2 separate regions of the Homo sapiens genome follow, and region 1 is linked to region 2. Evidence: chromatin loops called from intact Hi-C (ENCODE). Cell type or tissue: heart right ventricle. All regions are shown on one strand. Each heading gives the region's core, and the rest is flanking DNA. Links, peaks and the distances in the headings are about the cores only.

Region 1 (4,360 bases), core at 1,066-3,565, 230 kb after region 2:
TGTAGACTGCTTTACCTAGTTAGTTGCCTACTCATTTGAATACTGGGACTCTGTAGCATGCTCTTGGCACCTTAATAAGGGGTCAGAAAGCTATTATGGCAGAGTGTTAGTTTTTTTAATTGTAATTTTCCCATATGAGAAAAAGATCTTTCTCTTGGAGATTCCAGGGGACTTCTCAAATTCCCTGATGAAATCTGACACATGATACCTTTAAGGGAGTTCCTCTGAGGGAGGAAAGAAGGCCAGAAGGAAGAGCTCAGTTACATAAGCAGTTACCTAAAACTAAATATTCCACCCCAAGAAGCTGTCCAGATGTTGCTGAGAGGAGAGAAGAAGGCTGTGCAAGGGATCTGCCTGCACATAGCTGTAGGAACAGGCATAGGTGGGAGACAACTTTGTGAAGGGATTTATTGTCAGAGTATTGCAATATCTCTGCTGCTTCCCCAGTGGTGAACTCTCTATTAATTATCTGAAGTAAATAAACCGCCTGCCTGCCATTATATGACCTTTGATTTTCATCCAGTGAAATAAATTCCTTTGTCTTTATACAGTAGTAACTTTCCTGACTGTTTTAGTGACTTTGGGCCACACATTGACAGATTCCCCAGCTTAGAGAGACTTGAAACTCCTGTGACAGCTCCCTTGAAAAATCTTCCAATTCCTGAAGGACTGAGGGAAAGAATCTTGACAGGGAGGTCCTTAACCACTACTTTGAGTCCCTACATTTAGGTTTTACTAATGGTTGGAACTCCATTGTTCATTTCAAACCCTCATATTACCATGGAGTGTGTGGAGGAGATGGGTGGGGAGCGAGGAGAAGAAGGCATATTCTCAGATGGTTTTATCACCACATATTAGTTATTGCAATGTTTTATAACCACCTATTAGTTGTTGCAACAACGTTTCCCTTCCCTAGTGTCTACCTGGCTCCAGCCTCTGTACACGGCCTTGTTTCAGTTAGTGGATAAAGGCCCTGGGGTGGGGGGCACACACGGAGTGGGATCTGGGAGTAGGGCAGCTGCAGCGTGAGATGTCACTGCAGCCAAGCTGACACCCTCTGACTGTCTTCCTCTGCTTTGCAGCAGGAGGAGGTGGCTGAGCAGCTAGTGGGCAGTTGGCGCCCTCCCTGTGCAAGCCTCCATCCCAGAGGCTAGTCCTGCACTCCAGGAGCTCGCCATGATCGCCACCGGCGGCCTGCTAAGGATTTCCGCCAGAAAGCAGGATCCACTCCGCCCCCCAAGCCAGATACCCAAGCGCAAGCGGAAAGCCAAGAAGAGGCGCAAGAACGACGTGGTGGTGGTGAAAGGCAAGCTGAAGCTGTGCTCCATCTCAGGGCTCATCGCCCTCTGTGGGATCCTGGTGCTGCTGGTGGGCATAGCCATGGCGGTGGTGGGCTACTGGCCCAAGGCCACCGGGACCAATCGGGAGGGGGGTAAGCAGCTGCCGCCTGCGGGCAGCAGCCACCGGGTCCCAACCACGGCCAACAGCAGTAGCAGTGGCAGCAAAAACCGGTCCAGGAGCCACCCTAGGGCTCCAGGGGGTGTCAACTCCAGTTCCGCGGGCGCGCCCAGGAGCACGCCTCCAGCACGAGCCGCCTCCCCGTCCTCCTCCTCCACGTCCGTGGGCTTCTTCTTCCGCATCTTCTCTGGCTACCTGCACTCTGACAAGCTCAAGGTCTTCGGGCCCCTCATCATGGGCATCGGCATCTTCCTCTTCATCTGCGCAAACGCGGTCCTCCACGAGAACCGGGACAAGAAGACCAAAATCATCAACCTGCGGGACCTCTACTCCACCGTCATCGACGTGCACAGCCTCCGCGCCAAAGACCTGGCGGCCGCCGCGGCCGCCGCCGCGGCCGCCGCCGCCTCTTCGTCGTCGTCTGCCCCCGCCGCGGCGCCCCCCGGGGCCATACCGCTCAACGGCTTCCTCAGCTACGTGCAGTCGCGGGGCCTGGAGCTGAAGCCCGGGGGCTGCGGTGGCTCCGGGGACGCCTTCGGAGCGGCGGCGATGCTGGCCAAGGGCTCGTGGCCTCCTCACCCCGCGGCGCCGAGCGGCGGCCGCCCTCGGGGCGCCGCGTCCCCGCCGGACCTGGCCTCTTCCCCGCGCTGTCCGCGGGAGCCCCCGAGCCTGGCCGAGGCCGTGTACAGCGTCTACCGCGAGCGCTCGGGCGTGGCAGGCAGTCGCCGGGCCGCCGCTGCCACCGCCGCCGCAGCCGCTAGCAGCTGCAGCAGTCCGGCGCCCTGCAGCCCACCCGAGAGCTGGGGGCGCCAGAGCACGGCCAGCTCCTTCGTGGACTCCTCGCTGAGCGCCTTCGCGCTGCTGCCCTTGCAAGGGGGCCGCGATAGGGGCGGGGACGCGGAGGGCGCGAGCTGCAGCTGGCAGAGGCCTCCGGGGGAACGCGGCTCCCAGGAGATCCCGAGGGGCGAGCTCGACCTGAGCATGACCAACCTCCGCGGCGCAGAGGGCAGCATGCGCGGGGCGCGCCGGGAGCCGGAGGAGCCCGAGGGCGCGGTAGCGGCGCGCGCCGCCAGGGGGCAGGGCGGCCGCCTGCCCAGGACCGGCAGGTACGCGGCCTTGCGGCGCCGCAGCACCAGCGGGCTCCCGGACTACCGGGCGCCGCCGTCCCCCGAGCCCCCGCCCTCCCCGGGGAGTGCGGACCCGGACTCCAGCCCTCTGGCCAAGGCCGCCTCCCCCTCGCCACCCCTGCGGCTGGAGGGCTCGCCCCCCACCAGGCGGGACTCCGGGAGCTCCCAGTCGGATGACCCATCCAGCAGCAATAAGGGCTACACACCCCTGCGGGAGGCCGGCACCTCCACCGAGTCGGTCTTGGACGCAGTAGCTGGTCAAACGCGAGACTCTGCTGTGGCCGCCCCCGTTCTGGGTGCGGAGCAGAGCTCGCCGGAGGGTGCCAGCCAGGAGCCACCCACGGCCGAGCAACCTCAGCCGGTGCAGAGGCAGTTTACAAACAAGGAGAAACTCATCATGATTTCCAGGTCTCATGCCATAGGGGTAGAAGAAGAACTGGAAAGCACAGGCATTTAGAGAAAGGGGTGGGTTGGGGAGGAGGAAAGAGAAAATGGGAGAAACGCCCACTTGAATCAGTGCATTAACAGGTCCCTGTTTCTTTTGTGGACTGATCCGAGGACATCATTCAATATCCAAAGAGCTGCAGAATGTTATCCTTGAATTGCGTCCACAAGATTCCTGTAGATAACTCCAAGGATTTTTTTTTTTAAGCAAACTAGTCTTTTTATGTCCGATGGTGATTGTATGTTCAATGAAAACCAAATGTATTAAAAGGTCAGCAATCTAGTCCATTAGATAAAATCTTTTAATTTTCTTAGGATCAAAATAATATATTTTTGACAGTAACTGTGCACTTTACTCCGACTTTTTTTTTTAATCCCTCATTTCCCGACCCCTGTACTCTGCGCTGGTTTTGCCCACAGCTGCTTGCGAATGGCAGGCTTTTTTCTCCATTCCTTTGCGGAACATAGAAGAGTTTGTCTCAGTTCTCTTAGAATTGATGTTACTAACTGAAGTCAAAGCCAAAAGCATGAATAATTCAGGAACGAGCACTTTCCTTGCCCCACCCCACTGTGCTCACCCAATGCCCAAAAGCTTCTTCATTTTTAAACGGGTGTGTACGTTTTGCTACTAGGCTATGTGGTGGAGACTGGAGGGGACCAGGAACTAGATGGACTGTTACATTCCGAAATTTATATCAAGTACACCATGCTTTATTGAGTGTTATCACACCTGTATTGAAAATAGCATTAATATTTAAAATCTTTTTTAATAAAAGAAGTTTCCGAACAAACAGTTAAACATAATATTGCCTCATTTGCCTTGGAGCTAGCTCATCTGGTACCTCTGAAATATTTTGCTGTGACACTGCTACCAGGACTGTTGTGATCTTCCCCCAAAGTACTCAGCACCATTGTCGCATGTCCAGCGTATTTTTAAGCTTAAAATGTAGGGTAGTATTTAACATTTGGGAATTTCTCTTTCAAATAGAATGAAACGTTAAGTAAATAGTAATATGCCTATGATACTTCTCATTTACCTGCAAGTATTAATTTGCAGAGCACCAGGCTTAATATTCTCTTCCCATCCTCTTGGCTATCACTGATTATAAGTTAATGGTCTTGATCCATGGCCTACATAGACAAAAAGATAATGTTTTAATAATTTGGTAGATTGTTTACACTTGATGTCATTAAAAGTGAATTAGTTAATTTTCAAGACCAGGAGACAAGATGTCTTCATTTTGGTCTCCTTGGGCAAAGCGCTAGTCCTGTAGACAGAGTGCAGATTCCGAGCTGAGATTGGACCCAGCTGTTGGCATCTCCTAGCTGTG
Region 2 (5,603 bases), core at 1,609-4,108:
TGTGCCTGTAGTCCTAGCTACTCAGCAGGCTGAGGTGGGAGGATCGCCTGAGCCCAGGAGGTTGACGCTGCAGTGAGCCAAGATCACGCCACTACACTCCAGCCTGGGTGACAGAATGAGAACCTGTTTCCAAAAGAACAAAACAAAACAAAAATTATTTAATTAACAAAACTATTTTTTTAAAAAGAAAGAAAATCCCATCCAAGAGCCTTTTCCTGTTGATAAGAGAGTTTAACCTATTTGCAGTTATTGTTAAAATTATAACATAACTTGTACATATGCCAATTTGCTTTATGCCTTAAATATTTTGTTTCTTTTGTTGTGTTCTTGCTACTAGTGGTAGGACAAAGGAGGGGACCTTCCTTTCCCCTCCCTCCCCTCCCTTCCTTCCTTCCTTTCCTCCTTCCTTCCGCATTTTGTTAGTTAATAATTTCTAGTTTAGGAGTAAGAGCATCTATCCACCCAAATGTTTTTTATTATTCTATTGGTTATTCTAATGTTTTTTTCAGATGCGTTTCTAAACCTACATTTACTTACTTATCAAAGTCATTAGAGAATATTAATCTTTGGCTTTCTTTTGGGAAAGAGGCAATGCTAAATATTTATCTTTTCTTTTCCTAATTCAGTATATCTATTGTGTTAATTAGATTTGAGAATACATACCTTACTCTTTTTTTCCTTCCATTTTTAAAGCAATAGAGATCAATTCGTGGAAAGAAAAAAAGGAACACAAACAATTTTTTCAATCATATTTAAAACTACCATGCACCTTTACTGATTCCAGTGGTAATCTCTCATCCTTTCCAGCCTCAATTTCCTCCTTATTTCTTTACTTAATTTCCTTTATTCCTTGTTCCAGCACACTTCAAGAGTTGTTTTGATTTGTCTAGGTGCCTGCATATTACATTTAAAATCTTTGCATATTAGAAAATGCATTTCACCCTTGAAAGCAATTTGATGGGAGACAGGTGTTTAAGCCCAGACCTTTTTCTTTCAGAGCTCTCTCTGTCCTGTTGCTTGCTATCATCTTCTAGTTTTTACCATGATAACAAAGTCTCCTGCTACCATGTATTGATAGTGTACTGCATGTATTGGTGTGTATATATAATTGTATATATAATTTTTATATATACATATATATAATAATATAACTGTATATATAATTTAAAATCCCCCTATATATGTCTATATATAGTTTTTTTCATTAAATTTACCTCTAATACTCTTTTCTCAGTTTGAGACTAATGTCCTCCTTTGTACGAGACCATTTTTTCCTCTGAGTATTTTTTCAAGTTCTATTTCTATTCCAGATATATTCTCTCTAGAATTTCTATTAAATGACATTGGAACCTCTACATCTATCCCTCGTGACTCCATCTTTTCTCTCATCATTTTCCATTCTTCGTCCTGTCCCTCTGAATACTAGGAAAATCACTTGAATGAATGTTCTAAATTGCTAGTTTGATCTCTCATCCCTCCACTGAGATGTTTTCATGTGGTGACTGCCTTATGCCTCCTGGGCAGCTTTTCTGGCCTCTGTTCTTACCATCTTCATCACCATTTACCAGCCTGATGTGGGCCTTCCTTACACCTGGTATGATGGAATACATGGCAGCTACAAAGTCTTTACCCCAAGGAGTTCACACACTCGTTGATCCCAACACATAAACATCACTGGAATGGAAACTGTCATTTCGTCACTTATTTTTTCAAAGTAAAAACAGTTTCAGGTGGGCCTAGCCCTTAACTAAAAGTAATTTAAGAATAACTGTTGTAATGCCAGGTAGTAGGACAAAGGACAAATTCACATAATCTCTAGGCCTTGGTTTCTTTATCTGCAAAACAAGATGATTGGATTAGGTGATTTCTCACTTCGTTTTTAGTTAAAATATCTGTGATATTCATATTAATCTGTTCTCACGCTGCTAATAAAGACATACCAAAGACTGGATAATTTATAAAGAAAAGGAGGTTTAATGGACTCACAGTTTCACATGGCTGGGGAGGCCTCACAATCATGGTGGAAGGCGAAGGAGTAGCAAAGGCACATCTTACATGGTGGCTGGCAAGAGAGCCTATGCAGGGGAACAGCCCTGTATAAAACCATCAGATCTCATGAGAATTATTCACTATCATGAGAACAGCACAGAAAGGACCTGCCCCCATGATTCAATTACCTCCCACTGGGTCCCTCCCATGATACGTGGGGATTGTGGGAGCTACAATTCAAGATTAGATTGAGTGGGTAAACAGCCAAACCATCTCAATATTGTTTAAGAGATACATCACAACATAATTCTCTAAGATCAACAGCATACTGCCTGGACATGACTTTTTCCAGTTGCAAGAAACTTATTCTATGTGCATTTCACTGTTTAATAAAATGTAAATATCATGAGTCCAGGATCTATATTCCAAATGTAAGGCCCATAATTGCAAAACTATTGCTAGCAGCAAGAACTGGGTTAGAATAACCCCCTTTCCTAAAGATGCCTCAAGAATCAAGATTAATGACCCTTCCATTATCTACTAGGCACAGGAAAAAAGAAAATATAATCTTTTAATTAACATGCTGTGATTTCCTGGAATTACTCAAATTGTTGAAGATTTATCCTAGTTAAAATGAATTCATGGAAAACTCTGTAATGTGCATTAAAATGGATTATTTTTTCTAAGAAATAACATTCCTAAGTTTAGGAAGTTTGTCACTTTCTATAGTTTCTTCCTTATATATGAGTTAGATTTAAATATATAATTCTCATGGAGATTCTGTTTTCTTAAATTTTTGGATAAACACCATTCTTTAAAGATAATGGCTATAATTCAAAGAGATAATACGGCCTTGGCCAATCTTCCTTTTATGAATGAGGGTAAGGTTGTGTATTAGTCCATTTTCATGCTGCTGATAAAGACATACCCAAGACTGCGCAATTTACAAAAGAAGGAGGGTTTAATTTGACTTACAGTTCCACATGGCTGGGGAGGCCTCACAATCATGGTGGAAGGCAAGGAAGAGCAAGTCATGTCTTACATGGATGGTGGCAGGCAAAAAGAGAGCTTGTGCAGAGAAACTCCCTCTTATATTACCATCAGATATTGTGAGACTTATTCACTCTCATGAGAACATCATGGCAAAGACCTGCTCCCAGGATTCAGTTACCTCCAACTGGGTCCCTCCCACAACATGTGGGAATTCAAGATGAGATTTGGGTGGGGACACAGCCAAATCATATCAAGTTGATAGTACAACTTATTTTTGGAAGTTACTTGTAGTGCAGACAATTGGGCAAAATTTGATTCAAAGTTTGAATGTTGATGTTTTTTCCTTTGGAAAGTGTCTATTGTACAAGTTAATAATAACAATCATAATAATATGTTATATTTGTGTATAATTTAACCACTAACAGAATGTTTTCACATATATTATTTAATACACAGAGCAGCCCTGTGATGTAAGTTTTATTATTTCTATTTTATGAATTAAAAAAGCGAGCCTTGGACAGATAGTGTCTTCCCATCACTGCACAACTCATAAGTGGTAGAGCTGATTTTAAATTAAATGTCTTCTAACTACTCATCTGATACTCTTTCTCCTATTCCCGGATGTATATGCAGAACTGGAGTGGTAGTTGAAATTATGCCTCTCACTTGTAGATTAGGAAGATTTTAGATCAGAAAGGGAAATTGATCCTAAATGACGCACAAACCTGCTACATCTGGATAATCAGTTGTTAAGGAGACTGTTAAGAACAGTTTTCTCACTTGAGACAAGGCCAAGACGAAATGATCCTCAGAATTCTTTTCAAACCATGAACTTTTGATTCCCAACTCCAAAATACAAACATGCACACACACATACACACACACACACACACACACACACACACACACGGGGAAACAATGCTAGTTGTTATGATTTATTTAAAAAATAAAGAAAAAGAATCTACTTGAATGTCTGCTTCCCCTTTGGTGTGTAGGGCTGTGAAAGTGCTCCTTGTAAGACATGAAATATCAATAAGAAACTTGCAAATCAGCAATCTGGAATAAAAGCTTTAGTTATGAAAATATTAAGCTGGGCATGATGATTTTAATTATCCCTTCATCTCATTCTCATTTTGATGATATGATAATTATAGCATCATATTCCAATTTCTGTTGTTATAATTCAGTGCCTGCATATGTCAGATTTAATATTCATTTGCCTATCTTTATGTGGGGCCAGATGGAAGAGGTGCATCGCCTATTTATAAGAACTAGTTGTTATTACTGAATTTTCTTAATTTCTTCTTGATAGCAGTGGCTGAGGTGGAGGGTGATTTAGGATTGCGTTAGAAATGCCAGGGCAATAATCCAAAGTAAATAATGTGGTGCTGTGCATCTGTAAATGAACATGCTGCTTACTAAAATAGATACAGTGGCATTGACCTCAGTTATAATAGTACATGCTGCAGAAAGTTCAAGAATGAATGGACAACAGATAATTCTTTGTGTAATTAATGGAGACTTGACCTTGGGGCTTTTTTATAGAATGTTGTAAACATCACTTATCTAGTAGATGCCAAAAATAACTTCAAGAAATATGGCAATCCTATTCCTAGTCATATGTCCAAGAAGTACGTGCGTCAGCTCACCAAAAGACATGCACCAGAATGTTTGTAGCAGCGCTATTTATAATAGCTCCTACTTGAATCTACCCAAACACCCATCAACAGTGCATAGATAAATTGTGTCCTGTTCACACAGTGGGATGCTGTACTGCATTGAGAATGAGTGGCTCTAACTACACATAACCTGGATGAAGCTCACAGGTGTAAAGCTCATTGAAAGAAGCCAAACACCAATAGTAATTACTGAATGACCCCATTCATATAAGGTACAAAAGCAGGAAACATGAGTCTCTTAAGGATTAAGATTCAGCCTGGTAATTACCCCTACAGGGAGTGACTGGAAGAGGAGGAATGGAGGGGCCTCTGGGTTTATGTTCTGTTTTCTGACTTAGTGGTTGTTCTAGGAGCATGGTCAGTTGTGAAGAAGACAACTTATAATCTGGGCACTCTATATAAAGTTCTACTTCAATTTTAAAAAGTTTTTCAAACAAAAATGACCTCAAGAAAATCAGAGTAGCCTTCCTAACGTTACTCACAAGTTTCTCCACAAGCTGGCCCTTGCAACACAGGCAACAGTCTGATATATTAGGTTAGTAACGCCAAGCTGGGAGGTGGCATCCTGTCTTCCTTCCCTCTCCATAGCCACCTCATGACACTCCAGAGGAAACAGTAATGACTGGTGTAAAGGCCATTAGCAAGCAGGCCCCGGGCCCCTGGGCTTGTAGACCACCTTAGGAGGCACGTGGTCGGTTCCGAGACTGACCTGGGAGGACCGAGTGTTGCACAGTTGAGTGAGGTTAAAAACACATCTGTACTGTTTCAGGCCCTCAGTGTGTTGCACAGTTTAGTGAGGTTGAAAACACATCTGTGCTGTTTCAGGCCCTCAGTGGTGTTTCACAGTCCATAAGACTCAGCTTGGGCTTTAGTCTGCTTTGCAAGTCTCTGTCATGAATTGAAAATGAGTGAACAGAACAGAGTGAAATGTTTAAATTTCCC

The links. Hi-C counts contacts between places; a loop is a spot of excess contacts. Peaks named below come from ENCODE experiments on the same cell type or tissue, not always from the same donor. Only the 100,000 strongest peaks of a DNase experiment are listed, where the experiment ranks them.
Region 1: a loop joins it to region 2, with 5 times the contacts of the local background. A loop is called at or near these places in 5 of 110 quality-filtered maps.

What each region holds. Positions count from the first base shown.
Region 1 is chr18:5,888,880-5,893,239 of GRCh38, reverse strand. TMEM200C (transmembrane protein 200C) reads left to right here. Exons shown (of 2, transcript NM_001395400.1): 2 at 1,083-4,360. The coding sequence starts at 1,177. The coding sequence ends at 3,042. MIR3976HG (MIR3976 host gene) reads right to left here. Exons shown (of 10, transcript NR_172496.1): 9 at 4,067-4,160. Among named protein-coding and RNA genes, the nearest start is that of TMEM200C, 4.5 kb to the left of the region's middle. RefSeq lists an enhancer at 1,413-1,940 and a silencer at 2,458-2,677. In heart right ventricle, for the core only: CTCF peaks have their summits at 2,300 and 2,502 (motif pointing right); no DNase peak of the experiment used is centred there; H3K4me3 peaks cover 1,457 bases; H3K27me3 peaks cover 2,142 bases.
Region 2 is chr18:6,119,974-6,125,576 of GRCh38, reverse strand. All of the region lies in intron 14 of L3MBTL4 (L3MBTL histone methyl-lysine binding protein 4), which reads left to right. Among named protein-coding and RNA genes, the nearest start is that of L3MBTL4-AS1, 130 kb to the left of the region's middle. In heart right ventricle, for the core only: no CTCF peak of the experiment used is centred there; no DNase peak of the experiment used is centred there; H3K27ac peaks cover 60 bases.